Linked DNA regions of Homo sapiens: region 1 is linked to region 2. Evidence: chromatin loops called from intact Hi-C (ENCODE). Cell type or tissue: GM12878. All regions are shown on one strand. Links, peaks and the distances in the headings refer to the core of each region. The heading gives the core; the rest is flanking DNA. Region 1 has its middle 8.3 kb from the start of ERICH3. Region 2 holds the start of ERICH3-AS1 (ERICH3 antisense RNA 1).

Region 1 (8,347 bases), core at 256-8,255, 100 kb after region 2:
TGCCATCTTGGAAGCACAGAGCAGCCCTCACCAGACACCAAACCTTCCTGTACTTTGATCTTGGACTCCCAGCCTCTAGAACAGTGAGAAATGAATTTGTATTTTTTATAAATTATCCAGTCTCTAATATTCTGTTATAGCAGCACATGCAGACTAAGACAATAAGCTTAATTCCAGTGATCCACTTAGTGAGGCATGGCATTAGACCTAGGAAAGGCTAAGCAGGCATATTCAATGAATAGAGTGACTAACTCAAATGTGCATCCCTAATTTAGAGTTCTGAACAACATGGATAGGCAAGCTGTCTCCAGATCTTTCTATCCCTATGTTTCAGTTGCATCAAATCTGCAAACTGATCAGTTGGAATAGGGACAGTCAACTGACTTATTTAGTGGCCATGGGAAATCAATGACATTTTCTAAGCCTGTGGTCTCAGAGATGAACAGAACTCCTATCTTCCCTCAAATGTGAAGTCTATTGGGTAAAATGACATGCAAAGAATGACAAAGCAAAAAGCCTAATGCTGTGATGCAAATGTGTGTAAGGTGTCTTCTAACTAATGTTCCTGCCCCCTCACCCCACAACAGGTCCAGCTATGTACCCACTGTCTCTGATGCTAAACATCACTCCACAATTACCACATTATTATTTCTTCCATCCTTGAGACCCTGATTATTTCTCACCATTCTGTCCCAGAGATGCTATACGAGGAGAGGGAAGAGACTGGACAAGATGAAAAGAAGAAGAGAGAAACATAAAGATCATTGGAGAGAAATAACTACTAAGAGACCTCCAAGGAGAATAAGGGACATTTATTTTTACATTTTTTCCAATAATTATATTTCTGATAAATACATTCCCCACCCCACCCCAAAATGTTTCTCTAGAGAATTCAGGAAGAACTCACAGAAGAGTCAGGGCTTAAGATGACCCTAAAAAGATACGTAAGAGTTGGCTGGGGAGATGGAAGTTGGGGAAAAGAGGCAAGTCTTCCCCAAGCCAAGACTCCCCATCAAAGCCTCTCCAGATGAGGGTGGACTCAACTAGTCTCTGTAGACCCTGCCCTTGCTTCTGTAATCTGAACATGAATGGAGGCTGTGATTTGGAACTGAGGAAAGGAGAGAAGAAAGAGAAGTGGTAGGCGGAGAAAACTTCATCAAGGAAATGGGATTCAAGCAGGGCTTAGGTGTGTCAAGCTGCTGCTTCAAGGTCGCCTCCTCTTCTACTGTGGATTGTCTGTGTCACTCTTGCCCCCTAACCACACACTGTGTTGTTGGTGTTCACGTCTACTCTTCTCCAACCCTAGCATAAATTTCTGCTCTTTCCTTCAGTATCAATGAAATTACCATGATTTAGAAAGTATTTAACAAGTATTTCTTGAACAATGATAGAAAGAGTGTAATCCATGTTTTCCTTGACACTCCAATTGGAGGAGAGGACATGAAAAATGTGACATAAAAAGAGTAATAAAAGGATATTTCTTTGGCTCTGGTGCCACCCATGTATGAGTGAACTTGAGAGATATTAAGGAGCTCAGCATGTCTGTGATTGTCCACCATTAGCCAAAAATGCATTCTAAACAACAGGCATTGAATTTTGGGAGAGGAACTTAGTAGAGCCATCACAATGGCCTGATCCAATAGAAGAATAGGTTAGCTTACTTGATCCAGTGTTTCTGAAACAGCTACAGATGGCTGACACTACTGTTTGCCATTAGAAATAGACATTATACTTGGCATTCACAGAACTAAGGCTCCACCTGGCCCAAGATCAGAAAATATCCATTGACCATTTACTAAATATCAGGTACTCATTGAATCTTTGCACCTGTAAGGTAGGTTTTATTTTTATCACTGTTTTACAAATGAGGAAGCTGAGGTTCAGATAGATTAAATACCAGCTACTAAGTGGCACAGCTGAGATTCAAATCCCGTTGTCTATGTTTCTAGAACCCGCACTCTTAAACACTTTGCTGTATTGCTTCCCACATCCAAGAGGTAAGAAGACATAACCTCACAAAGAGAAGGTAATAAATGCAGGGTCACTGATCTCAAATAAAAGCTGTTCTCAATTGTGCCAACTGTTCTTCTCCCAACCCTCATCACTCACAGTGACTCAATAATGTGGCTGGTGAAAAACAAAACTGAAGAGCAGGAATTTCATTCATTACCACACATCTGTTTTCTGACAGAGTAAATAGTATACTCCATGCCCTCTCACCCTTAAGAGCCACCATCTCCAAAACATTTTTATAGCTTCATTTGGTTTAAATGACTTTGAGTTGGCTCTTCCATGGAAGCATAGCAGCACTGGTCTTCAAGTATTCCTGCATCATAAACTGCTGGCTGAATTGCCTTATTCTGTTCCTCTCCACAACCTTTGAATTAAATTGTATAGACAAGAAAATTATGATTCTTAAACTTAGGTTATAAGTAGATTCATGGTCTCGAACAGAAGACTAGGATTGTTCATTTGAGAGGTAGATGATACTCAAGCTCATAGAAAAAACCATGTGACCTATATTACCTTTAAAAAAAGAATAAACATAACTTTATTACTTACGCATTCATGTTGTAACTCAGACTTGATTAAGGAAATGCCACCTGATGGGACTTTAAGACATAGATATTGATAGGTAAAGATTCTTTTTGGTAATGACCATATTAGTTTCATGGAAATAAGCACCCTTAAAGGAGTTCATAGATTTTTCTCATAGGACTTAAATACTCTCCAGACAAGCATGCTTTCACTAGTAAATTGCTTAGCCAACACTTCCTCCCTAAGGGCACATAGGTTAAAAAAAGTTTTGTTGCTGTTGGAGTGATAACAAATTCAGAACTAATGAGAATTTCTTGTTATGATAAAAGACAATAACTCAATGGAAGTTGTGGAATAAACATCAAAGAAAATACAAAGAGAAAAACACATTTCTGGAGTGGGAGTTTGGAGAGAGGGATTATTCATTGGTGAATTGCAGGAAAACCCAAAGCAGTAAAAATAAATTAATAAATAGGCATATTAAAATAGCACAACCATGCTCCTAAGTCTCCGCAGATTCACTTGAAAAGAAAAATCTGGGGATTCCTTGATAAATTGACAGTTTGTAATATGATCCCCATAGCTGACCCAAGATCAGAATTGTGGGGTTTCTTCGTTCCTCTGGGCTACTTTTTCAATAAGTTTTTCTCTCAGTTAAAGGCCACATCAAAATCCACCTTTTGGTTGAGGAGGAAGAATCATGACAACAGGGTTTATTCTCTGCACCTGTGCAAGTCTGTCACCCTAGGGAGCTTTTATCCCTGAGCTAAACGGTCAGTCAGACAGGACGTGAGAAAAATGCTCTGATGAGCCAAGGTTCTGCAACATTGGAATCAGAAGCACAAAATGTTATGGTGCTCATTGTTCCAATGTGTTCCATATTCATACAAAGCAAACAAGGCTATTTCTTAAGCTGTAAGCCAAAGGGGAAAAAGCAAAGTGGTTAACACTGGAGTGTGCTATGATGTGGAGAAATATTTTGTAAGTAGGGAAAGGAAGTCGAGAGGGGAATATACAACTTTACTCACTTAAAAGGCAAATAAATGAAAAAGAAAGAGGCAAAGTCGACAAGGAAGGTGCATAGTTTCATTATGCATAATCACAAGAAGTAGAAAACCCACAAATCTCATCTAGTTTTCTTGGCATTATACCTTCGCACTTAAGAGTTGAGTAGTTATGCTTGTGATATTGTAAATTCTGAGAATTTTTTTCGGATGTACCAAAAAGGCCATGTTATGAAAAATGGATTTAAGAAGAAGTAAGAGGTTCCAGTTCCCCTATTTTGTCCATATGCAAACCAGCGATCTAGGTTTGAATTAGAATTCAATCACTTTAAAGATGTTATCACTTTGGGTTATAGGGAAGGCTTGTATGTTTCCACCTCTTTGATGTTAGGCATGGATGGCTATGTGACTTGTTCTGGCCAATGAAATATGAAAAGTGATGCATGTCACTTCTGGGTAGAATCTTTTAAGAGATCCCGCAGAATTCTTCATCTTTCTTTTATTGGCCCCAGTAACCAGCAACATTCCAGATGCTGGTGCTTTCCTCAGCCTATCCTCCTCACTGAGGATGATGTGGCACAGAGCCACACACAAACCCATGATGGACATGACATGTATGAGAAATGAATCTTTGCTGATTAAAACTATTCAGTTCTGGGGGCTGCTGGTTATCACAGCAAAGCTGGCCTGTGGTGATGAATACAGCCATAAATTAGCTATGTGATTTCGAGAAAGCTAGTTTCCCAAAGCCTCTATTTTCTAATCAGAAAATGAGGAGGGCCTAGTATATAGCAAGCATTCAAAAATGGTAATTTATCCATCTTCATGATGATAACTACACTTTATTAGACACCTACACTGTGCCAGTCACTATCTTCCCTGTACATACATCACCTCTCATCCTCACACCAATCTTATAAAGTAGGTGTTCTTGATCTTTTTTATAGATGATGAAACTACGCCTCAGAGAGGTTTACAGATTGATGAAGGTATCAGCTTGTAGGTGGAAGAATCAGATCCTTCTGATTCAAAGCTCTTGCTTTATTCCCCATGCTACCTCTGTTAAGAGAATGCAGCTAATCTGTCATTAAATAAGTGAGAATTTATGATATTAAGACAAACATCATAACATTAAAAAACAAATAAAAAGAAAATAAATTAGAATTTTAAATTATTATATTCTTCAGACAAAGCACCTTTATCACTAAATGATTTTGCTTTCATAATTCCAGCTAAAGCCATGCTCAGTCATTCCCAACCTAGGGTGACCAACACCTAAGGGTTTATTAAGGTAATAATATGGGTTTGCAACCTATTCTCAGGATTTCCACAAGCCTAAAAGAAATGAGAATTACATAGGGCAAGATGGCCCAAGCCAAATAAAAATTGCTTTTTTCTTTTTTATAATAATTATAGTGGGTCATCTCATTGTGGTACATTTGGCTTTCTCATAGGAAGACATTATTTGTTGTTTTTCCTGCATAAAAGTAATCTTTATCGAAACACTACATTCATAGTAGTTCAAAAAAATTATACAAGGGCCCATTAGTTATAAAAAGGTTGTTAAACACTACTATATCCCAAATCTTAAATTTTGGCCAGTACAAGTGTAAATTTTCATTTCTCCATCTCTTTGCAGCTTAGCTCCTAATAACCCAGGTTGTCCCCTGTAGTCCTGAGAGGTACAGGGAAGTAACATAGCAGGAAACATTGTAGGTGATGACCAAGGGAGGATGGCAAAAAATGTAGTGTTAGTAGAGGAACCAGCCAGAGAGTGAATTCAGGTAAAAGAAGAGGAAAGCCACTTCTCTTCAGGTCAATTCCATAAAAGGAAGAGCTGACAGGTGAAATGAAAGTGACAGACTCAAAGTTACCTTGTTATTTATGAGGAACAGAACAGATCACCTAGAATTTGGGGGAGGATGTCTCTCAGAGAAATTGGCAGAAGACTTTGTAGACGATGTGGGTCAAAATGAATCAGACTTTCAAAATGGAGTGCTGTGGCCATCCTTCCTTCTACCTCCCCTGCTAGAAATCGGCTATTGATTTCCAGACTAACTAATTTAAAGGCTCTTCAGTTGTAACAAAACAAAGATAGTGTTTCAAAGACACCCTTTAGTCAGATTTCTGAAGGACAGTTTTGGGCCCTGCCATCAAAGCAAATAAACCCCACTATAGTCATGGTCGCTGGGGGAGGAGTAATGACAATTTAAAAAGTACTGAACATATGATGTGTGCCAGGCTCTGTGCCCAAATGCTTCAAGTGCCATGTCTCATCTTATGCTTAAAAGCTATTGTTTCCCCCTTTTTACAAAGAAAGGTTCTGAGAAGCAGGGAATTGAAACTTTCCTGAAGTCACATGCTTATAAGTAGTTCCTCCTCCTTAGCAACCATTCTCAATCCCTGTGTCACATTGTCCCATGGAGGGTGGTTGGAGATGAGCAAAATCACAAATTGTGGGTGTCATCAAAGAAGGCAGAAGGGAACTTGTACTTATCTAGTGCTTCCAATGTGCTAACAACCTACACAAATCATCTCATTTAACTTCCACAATTCCTTGGGGGAGGCATTATTCTCAAGGTACAGATGAGGATATTGAAGCTCAGAGAGATCAATGATTGGCCAACAAAGTAAACGAGGTAAGATGCAAACCAAGGCATTGTAAATCCTCACATTCAGGGATGCTGCTTCCGTAGCAAGTTGCTTCAGATTCATTTTCAAAAAATTATTTGCCCATATAAAGTATCAATATATGTGACCAAATTTCAGTTCATCTGGAAATACCTGGATATTTTAGTTGCTTGGAAACGGAATATAAGGCAATTTTGTGACATGGTAACTAAAACTATCAATGTGGTACTGGTTTATGCTCTCAGATATAAAAGTTCCTTTGTGTTTTGCATCAAACCGATAATGTTTGGAATACTGTGCTTATATGACAGACTTATATCTCAAAGTACATATTTTTCACTGCATTCTCCAAATTCAGAGGCAAGGACCATTTTCTCTGAGTTATGCTCTGAAAACCCTCTTCATTTGGTTTAATGCGAGGGGGAAGCAGGGAAGCATTCCCTCCCATGCATGGCAGGTAGGTGTAGGAACAGGGAGAACTCAAAACATTTATAGCTCACCCCAATGAAATCCATACCACCAACTTCTTCCTTCTTGCAATGAACTGCTTGCCTTCTTTCTTACACCCTGGAAATTGGTAATATGCTAATGCTTATTCTGCATATGTGTCTGGTACTTCTCTCTGGGATGTGTCAGGGACTTCTATGTAGGGTCACTCAGGCTGCACACCGCATGCACAACTACAGAGTATACTGTTTACATGGACCATGATGGGAATGATGCCCCCCATGGTTGATTGTGCAATTCAGCAGACCTACTGGCACATATTACTTTCTCTGTCTGTGCAAGCTCTCCTGAAATTAAATAGAAAAAAGCATGTTTAGTTTACTGCTAGGTATGACATTCAACGTTCCAAAACAAAAGAACTTCCTTTTAAAACACAATATAAAATATAAATTTATTAAAATGATGATCACTCTAGAAACTATTCCATAGGAGAAAGCATTGAAATAACTGGTGATGTCTAAAGTAAACATGATTGGGACCATGGAAAGTAGCAATGTCATAAAATATTAGAAAGGATTCTATGCAGAAGAGGGAAGAGACTGAGAAGATCTATGGGAGATAATTAGGAGAAGGTATGAGATGAGTTTTGGCTCAGGAAAAGACACAACTTTCCAGAACCAAACAACAAATATAAATCTTGTCACAAAAACCCTATGAGAAAGGGCATAGTTTAATACTTTAGACCCATTTTATAGGGGACAAGTCCAAAAATGGATAATATTTATAATAGAGAAACACTTTATCTCTAGAAGTGATCAAGAAGAGGAATCAAATACTCTATAGGATATCCTTCCATGGAGTATTATTGAACTTAATGAATTATAAGGCATCTTCTAGGAAACTAACTCTGTGTTTATATGATGGTATCAAAACCTACTAACCTTGACCAGTCCTGGAAGAAGGAACTCCCATTACCTTCCTCCTGGAAGGAGGTTGAGGCTTTATAGAAGGTGCTTGATCCAGCCCTTATGTGTATGCATTTCAAAGTTTCTGTCAGGTCTCATGTAGCTAAGCAAGCACAGCCACAGAAATTCTATGTTTTATTAAAGGGCTGGTTTTATTTTTTATTCCTGGAAGACCTAAGAATCACAATTTGAGAGAGGAGTGAGAGTAGAAATAAAGAACCTAATACTGCTCTGTATATTAATAAGTTCTGCCAAATCCACTGTGAGAGAGGTGTCTGATCTGAAAAGTTTTTCTTCTTCCTTATGGTCTTAAACCAGGAATCGAAAACCAAAGGAGGAAGAAAAATATTAAGACACTGGGGAATGGCAGGCAGTCCTATAGCACGGTCTGCCTAATAGTTGGCTGCTTCTGAACTCAGAAGCTATGTCACCTTCTAGAAATGCCTTCTAGGGTTGCCACAGATTCTGATTTTTCCAAAGACACTGAAAAGCTAGATAGATTGAGTGAATTTTTAAAAATGTTTTAGAACATTATGGAAGCCAAATAAATAATATTTATGGTTAGAATTCTGCCCACTGGCTTCCAGTTTATGACAACAGAGTAGGAATATAGGCTTCCTACTCAGGAAAGGAAGGCCTGACCTTCAGAAAACAGCGAGTGGGAAGCCCATGCACACATATATGTCTCCATATGAACCAGCAGGTATCTATCAGGCAAATGAAGACAAAGAAAAGTAGGAACAACTACACTGGTGGGAAGAT
Region 2 (8,347 bases), core at 181-8,180:
GCCTTCTTGGCTAGCCATCTTACCCCCAACATCATCACCAACAACCTACCAGAAGCCTGAAGTCCTGATCTTACTCACTTCTTCTCTACTTTATACCCCATCCAAGACTGTCTTACCATTTCATTACCGCTTCTAACACAAAACACGGTTATCGTTTGTTGCATTTCCTCAGTCTCTTGCCAGCTATTATGATAAAGCATTTTGAGGTAAAGCAATAATAGCTGATATTACATTTCCCTTAAAATGTGTTTGGAAGGTAATTTGTGATGTCTCCTTTCAAAGGAGTAAAATAAAAATTTCAGGTCTATCAATAGGGCTGAGGTTGACTTTACAGGTCATCCTCTGCTTATCACAGCAGTTATTTCCTAACTTTTACCTAAAAGCTTCCAAAGCAAAATGTAGAATCAAATATTTGTTCACAGAACATATAGCCAATTCACCTGAGAGAATATGGTCCATTTTATTTCATTACAGATTATTACCGTATTTGAAACAAAATTAAATTGAAACAATAGGAAACAATAACGTGTGTCAAGTCTCTTTAATAGTGTATCTGTTGCTATTCAAATTCCTGCATGAAAGTATACTAAAAAGTCAGTTATAAAAACATTTAAAGAAAGTCTTCTGTTTTTCTAATCTGGTTTCTAAATTTATGGATTAATTAAAGAACATTCAGGGAAACAGGGAAATAAAATTGCCTAGCCACCATGTAGTAATATATTATGCCTAAATTCTAGGAGAGAAAGTGCTAATGGCATCCAGCTGAGATGTTATATGAACACAACACTATAAGGGTGTCAGACATGACGTTCCTCAAGCAAGGGAGAAAGAGTAATTGAAGCTTTTCTAAGAAATATTAGTATAAAAACATGACTTTTTTTTATGGTAACCCCATGGGCTTTTGAAAAAATATTTAATATAAGAGAGCAAACAATATTCACAAACAATGGCAATTTGATGAAGTGGAATGAGTGTGTACTTGGAAGTCAGACTAACCTGGGTAAAAAACGCCAGCTCTGCCATTTACTAATTGTATAAACTGGGAAATAACACCTCTCTAATCTTTCATTTTCTTATTCATGAAATGGGAATAGCAATGCTGTACTCACAGAATCCTTTGACAGTAAATGAGATAATTTATGTAAAATGCTTAGCATAGTGCCTGGCATAAAGAAAGCCCTAATAATCTTCCTTGTGCACACCTTTCATTGCTTACAAATAATTAGATTTTCTTGCTTGAATACAATTTGATCAATAACAACCAGTATCTCTGCATTGCAGAATAAATATTTGGGAAGGTGCACCTGAGTTCCTCTAGTTGAATGCCCATTATAAAAGATATGGGTTCTCTAAGATCATGGTGCCTCTCCTGTAAGTCAGCCCGCTGCACAATCAAGTGTTACCTGGCCCTCTTCATGTTGCCAAGTGAGAAATGGAGCTCAGGGAACCAGCATAAATACAGGTACTCTGGCTACTGCTATTTGCTATGAACAATAAAGTCCTTTTTCTCTGACTCAGGTGTCTTATGTCTTCTGCCATGATCCATAAAACTGTGGCTGGCTAAGTTGTTGCTTGAAAGAAGGGTAAAATCTCAAATGCCTCACAGTGCTTGATGACAATTACTAAAATTGAAGGTGGGATAATGTGACCATATGATGAATAAATGAATACCTTTTCCTGCCACCATACACATAAATATATTCAAATAAGCACACTTCTTAAAAGTCATTCAATAAATACTAGAAAGCCTAGTGATTTCAAGAACATGGGAAGTTTGACCAGATTTATGAGTCATGGTCTGTTGGATCACTCTAATTGGACCTCTTGCAGATGGAATACTTACCACCAAGAGCCAGGACATAGGCTAATGGCAATGAATCCTTTCCTAGTTAAAAAAAAAAAAAAGAAAAAAAAGGTCAAATGAATCACTGTGAAATGTACCATGGTTCTCCATCTCTCCAGTTGGGTCAGTTAAGGCAAATTCACCTAGCTGTTCAACTATCTGGGAGGCAGGCTATTGAAAGAAGACTGATCTGAAAATTCCTACCAGTATTGTATAATCTAATGTTCTTTTATTTAATCCTAGACATCAATATATTCAAAAAATAATAATAAATTTATACCTGATGTTAGCTGTGAAGCTCTCCTTAGGGCCTGTCAACTACTTCTGGCCATTCTATTCCTTAGTTGAAAGAAAAAAAAAAAGTGGCAGAAGGAAGAAACAAGAATAGGAAGGGTGGAAACAGGCCGTCTTTTGCAGAGGATTTCTGAAGGTTCTTCCTAGGTAATGATGTGCCCTTACTGCCACTTGTGTCAACCTCCAGCTTCCTCGGTGGCTTCCCACCCTCATCTTCACTGCTGACACCAGACTCAGCATCACAGTGGCAGTGGTAGCCCAATGCCAAGGGTTCTGTTATTATCTGTCCAGCTTATTGGAGGTCACATAAAATATCAAAAGGTATAAAAACAGGTCATGGGAACATTGCTGAGCTATTTCACATCATTTAAATAAGTGGGGTCAATTTAAGTGCATTTACATTAAAAGGTAGCCTTGGTTTAAAAATCTCTGAAGCATAAACAACTCCCAAGCTATGATTTCAAAAAGAAAACACAATACACAACAGAAGATCATGAAGTAAAGAAATCCATGCAGAGAAATACTTGCATTAAAAAAAGAGAGAGAGAGCAGCCAGGAGCAGTGACAGATTTGCCAAATGCACATGCAATGAAATAATTGAAAAAAACAGTTTAGTTGCATTTTCCCTTCTAGGAACGTGTGCTATGGCTTTTATGACACCAATCATCACTGCTTTTCTAAATTGCTAAAACTACTAGAGCTGACTAAACTATGAGCATTTCATCCATTAGTAGATTTTAGTGATTTGACCCCAATATTCACTCCATGGGGACAGAAGCAAAAAAGCTATTACACGATTCCTATAAATTTGACAGTAAAAGCTATTGTAGAAATTCCTGAATTCCTGTTATCTGTAGTTGGTTACTAGCATAGACTTCAGGATCACAGAGACCTAAATTCAAGTCTCATATTACATACTAACCATATCACATTGAGTAAATGCTTTGGCCTAAGCCAACGCCTTGGTTTATCTGTCTGTCAAAAAGAGTTATCTATCCAATGGTTCTTGAGAGGATTAAATGAAATAATATAGAGAGAGCATCTTCATCTTCCACTTATTAGCAAGTATCTAGGCACTTAATAATAACAGCAATGATGATGATGATGATGATGATGATGATGATGGTGATGGGCATTTCTAAGTGTCATCACCCAGTGTGGTATGATTCTAGGCCAAAGTGTAAAGCCAATTAAATTTGTCTTTAGTTTCTGACAATTCCCTTTCTACATCCCTTGCTTATCATCTGATTACCCATATCGTGAATTCCATAAATACCTGACATTACCATTATATCACCTCCTTGTTAACAAAAGTTATTTCAAATAAAACTAGACTTAGATCTGTCTTCTGGGGTAAGAACATAGTATTTCTGAAACTAACTTCTTTCCTTCCCTTTCTTCCTTTCTTTCCTTTTTCCCCCCTTTCTGTCCTTTTTTCCTTCCTTCCTTCCTTTCCTTTCCCTTCTTTTTCCCTTCCCTTCCCTTCCTTTTCCTTCCTTCTTTCTTTACTTCCTTCCTTCCTTCCTTCCTTCCTCCTCCCCCGATATTCTGTTACAACGGATATAACGGATTTACTTTGAGAAAACAGAACTGGAATGCAGTTTCTTGCTTAGTTTAAAGTGAACTGCTAAGGGGTAATTACTTACTGACCCCTCTGTATTTGGAAACGAATAGTGAAATACCTGCCTTAAATCGGTTTTGGAGGGAAAATTGTGACTTAACAATATTAGGACGACAAACAGAAATGAAAAAGGGGAATAATATAGTTCAAATATATTCTCTTTTAAAAATATTTGAACTCAGTTTTCTTCATTCATCCAATATAACAAAAGTTTTTTACAATAAGAGTTTAGAGATTATATCGACTCAAGACAATGATGTAATAGTTGGATTTACTATCAAGTTTTCATTTTAGAAACTTGACAAACATAATACATGAGTTAAATATCATTTTACTATAATAATGTGAATACTGTATATCTAGACAGTTCAAATAAGCAATGTTTTAGGTTTTGCATATAAATTTATTTGGCAATTACATGAAGCTTCATTCCATCAGTGCTAAGACATCAAAGCTTTTTCCAAGTAGTCCACAGGGTATAAAAATATAGTCTATAATATTAATAATAAACAATAAGCAATTAGCAGGTACTGAACCAAAAGACTACTATAAGAAGCCAAACAATACTAACATCATCTGAAAATTAAAACTCACTCAGAAATGATAGTGAAGCTTGTAGTCCCTCTGTCTCAGGGATGTTATCACCACTTGCCCACGTCTGCTGGCTTGCCCCTGGAGGATTAGCCTTCGGAAGTAGATGAGAGCCTGTATAGTTAGGTGTTGCCTATTTCAGATTCAGCAAGAATGGGATGCTGGCCTAAGTATCAAGGACTTACTAGGTGTGAAACCAGAAAAGGCTTCACTTGGTCGTTTTTTCTCAGATGTTCTTCTGAAACTGAAACTTAAAAGCAAGAACTTGGCTGGTGTCTAACCTCAACTGTTTTCCACCCATAGTAAAAGAGGACTGTGCATGCTGAGACTCCCATTTCAGCAATGTGACATATCACTTTGTTGCCTCTCTGTATTTAGCCCTTCATCCCCTAAGGCTCCTGTCTTTTACCTATCAATAAAGGTGACCACTGGAGGCAAAGGTGATTGTCAGTTCTCACAGCATTAGTTGCCAAATGGAATTGTCACACACAGAAAATTTCTTAGAAAGTCAGCTTTTTTTTTTTCACTCAAATGATATAATGATACTTTAAGGTATTTTTTTAAATATCAAAATATTCTTATTTTACAATGTCAGCTTTTTAGTATAAAAACAAATATATTTTAAATAATATGTATTGTATTTTCCCTAAATATGGAGACAGTATTTAGATAGATTATCCAAAGCTTGAAAAAACTAAAGGATACAAAGAAGAAAATAATTATCATAGTTTCACTACTCAGAGAAGACTACTAGTTAACATCTTAATAGATTTCCAAGTATTTTTTACTCGATTCTTACTAAAGGTAGCCCTTAATATCCCACTTTATTAATTTAGCAATATATTGTGACTATTTTCCCATATCATTAAATTTAAAAGACTCTTCAATAACACATAAAACATTATAATAAAGTCTTACTAAATTTCGGTTCATCAATGTCTATTGTTAAATATTGAGCTATTTCAATTGTGATTATAAAGCTATTTTAAACACTACTTATAATCATTTTTGCACATATTTCTGACTATTCCCTTAGGACACATTCCTGGAATATGAATTGCTATGAATTTTTAGAAGCTTTTTATACATATTTCTAAATGTTCTTTTAAAAAGGAGGTATGATGAACAATGTCATCAATAATGACTGAAAGTCCTATGTGCCTGCACTATTTTCACAATTTCCACCAATTCTTTCTTTATTTGATAATTTAGTAATTGAAAAGTGGTGGCAAGGATAGAGCTGTCAATATTAGTAGCAAGCTTTCCTTTTGTGAATTTCCTGCTATACAATGTACATTCTTCTGTTATGATGTTTGCTTTTTCATTGATTTGTAAGAACTCTTTATGTATTACAGACATCAATCATTTTTTCCAGCCTTTATTTTAGATTCAGGGGGTACATATGCAGGTTTCCTACATGAGTAAATTACATGTCACTGAGATTTGGTGTGCAAATGATCCCATCACCCATGCAGTGAACATAATACCCAATAAGTAGTTTTTCAATCCACGGCCCCCTTTCACTTTCCCCGCCTGGTAGTCTCCAATGGCTATTGTTGCCATCTTTATGTCCATACAAACATAAATGTTTTGTCATATCCATCTGGCAAATATTTCTTCCAGAGTTTGTTTTCCTGTATAGTCGTATGTTATTTCTGTTATTGCAAAGAATTTCACATTACTCAGTACTATTTCTTCCAAATTAATGAATTTTTTTCAAATCCCAAACTATTATTGTTAGGATTTGCAGATGTTCTACAACAAATTTTGGATTTAATCTGGCAAAAATTATCATCATCTTTAGTCTTCTATTCAAATAGTTGGAGTGATTTCCCATTTATCATATTTCTTTTTCATCTGCTTTGTGTGGAATAGCATATTTTTCTTATTAAGCCCATGTGTTAGGTTTTTCCTTCTTATACATTTCTTAAAGTCTGATTATGAGTATTTCTCCATTGCGGTTTATTACTTTTGTTGTTGTTGTTATAGTGTGAGTGGGGTGGTTCTTTGAGGCTATAGTGAGAAATTGGTCACCTTACAAATACCACCTGTTGGCACTAATAATTGCAATTAATTAATTATCCAGTGAATTTTTTTCTCTTAGATCCAAGAATTATTTAGAGTACTGCTTTTAAATTTTCAATTTTTCTGGTGAGAGTTAATTATATTTTGTAAATAATTTATAGCTTTATTGCACTGTTATCATTTACTGTGGATTCAACAAATTCTGCTCTGTGCTGCTATAAAAAAGGCACATGGAGAATAATAGTTACATGATAAACCAACCTTCTAAATTATATTAATCATTTTTTCTATGTCCTTATGTATTATGAAAAGGACTGATGTTTATATTTATATACAAATGAGCGTTATTCATTTTGTATTTTCCACTAAGAGAGTGGATAGCTTCTTGAATGCTCTTAAATCCCATTGGGATGCAGATTTTCCTCAAAAACGTTAAGCTGAAATAGTTTCCAATTCCAATTCAGTGACCAAAGAGCTAGAGGAGAAAGGAAAGGAAAGTGGGGCTTTGAACCCTCTTAGCAGAAATGTAATTCACTGCGTTACTTTTCTGTGGTTGCAAGAGCTTCCAGGCTTGGTTAGACAGCTACTCTAGTCTTGACATTGCCATCTTCTTTGTTATGGAAGTGCCTCTATGAATTCAGGGGAGAAGACTCTCTACCCACCAGTGTAGCTGACTTTTTGTTGGTGTTGCCTCACAAGCTTTCCTGGGATGGTGGCAACAGTGGAGAACACTGAACAATTAGAGGCCAGCACACCGGCTTTTTACTTCCTCACGGCTCACCCCTGCTTCCAGCCTCTTCTAATCCTTTAAGTCTAGGATGATTTCTTTTTTAACTTCTATGAGGATGCTCCTCTTTCTCATGGGAAACAAACACAAGATAGCTCCTGATGTCTTTCTCTAATTTGCCCTCATGTAGCAAATTCCTTGGATTTTGTGACATCTGGATGGTACCTTCTTTAGATATAAAAACACACTTTTTAAACTTTGTAAAACATTTAAACTGCTATTTTTATACTTTCTTCCTCATTTAAAATACAACAGGGAAAAAAAATCAGGTACCTGAATTCATATTACCAAATGACATAAATTTCACAGTGTTTCTAATTAACATTCTCCCTAAAAGTCGATTTATAGCCTTCATATCACTTGCTGCTATGTTAATGTAGAAACTTAGAAACTCACTGCAATAATTCAACTGCTTTTGTGGAAACAAATCAAATAACATATGAAAATTCAGGCCATCACAAGTGGGATGTAAAAGTTGATACTTTAATATCTACTAGTCAAGATGCAAATTGAAATATTAAATATTTACTAAACAAAAAACATTCTTATGATCATTTTGAAGCATTATTTATGTGGTTTAAATGAATATTTTGGAATTTTTCAGGTATTTTTTACCATAAACTTTGATTTAACAAAAAAATATTTAGAATGATGACGATGAAAGTTGTAATTTTTCAGGCCAAACATAGTTGCAGGGTAGCATTTTCTCTTTTCTGATTTTTTTGTAATTCTGTGCTTATTTTGTTTCTTTCTTTCTCTTTTCTCCCCTGACCCTCCCACAATTTTACACATCCTCTAGGCCATTTTTCTCCTTTAAAACAATGTAAACGGGGGCAGAACAAAGCCACAGTATTTCTGTCCTGTAGTTGCCAGTTCTCCATGGTAAAGCTTTAGATGTCATTGTCGGCCAGAGCAGATGAAGAGGAAAATATGCAGAGGCATAAGAAGGAAAGTTCAAGAAATCATCCAAGAGCTTCAATGTACTGTATATCTTGGGGGCTTCAGGGGTTTTGTTTGTTTGTTTGTTTTTACAGTATAGGAGTCTCCCCTTATCTGCAGGGTATATACATTCCACAACCCTAGCAGATGCTTAAAACAGTAGATAGTATCAAACTCTATATATACTATGCTTTTTCCTATACATGCCTCCTTATAATAAAGTTTAATTTATAAATTAAGTACATAA

The links. A loop is a pair of places that touch in the nucleus more often than their neighbours do. Peaks named below come from ENCODE experiments on the same cell type or tissue, not always from the same donor. Only the 100,000 strongest peaks of a DNase experiment are listed, where the experiment ranks them.
Region 1: a loop joins it to region 2, with 2.0 times the contacts of the local background. A loop is called at or near these places in 2 of 110 quality-filtered maps.

The regions. Positions count from the first base shown.
Region 1 is chr1:74,677,887-74,686,233 of GRCh38, forward strand. No RefSeq gene overlaps it. Among named protein-coding and RNA genes, the nearest start is that of ERICH3, 8.3 kb to the left of the region's middle. In GM12878, for the core only: no CTCF peak of the experiment used is centred there; a DNase peak (open chromatin) is centred at 3,695.
Region 2 is chr1:74,575,052-74,583,398 of GRCh38, forward strand. It overlaps ERICH3 (glutamate rich 3), which reads right to left. Exons shown (of 15, transcript NM_001002912.5): 13 at 1,844-1,885. It overlaps ERICH3-AS1 (ERICH3 antisense RNA 1), which reads left to right and starts at 2,379. Exons shown (of 3, transcript NR_121671.1): 1 at 2,379-2,458. In GM12878, for the core only: no CTCF peak of the experiment used is centred there; a DNase peak (open chromatin) is centred at 4,590.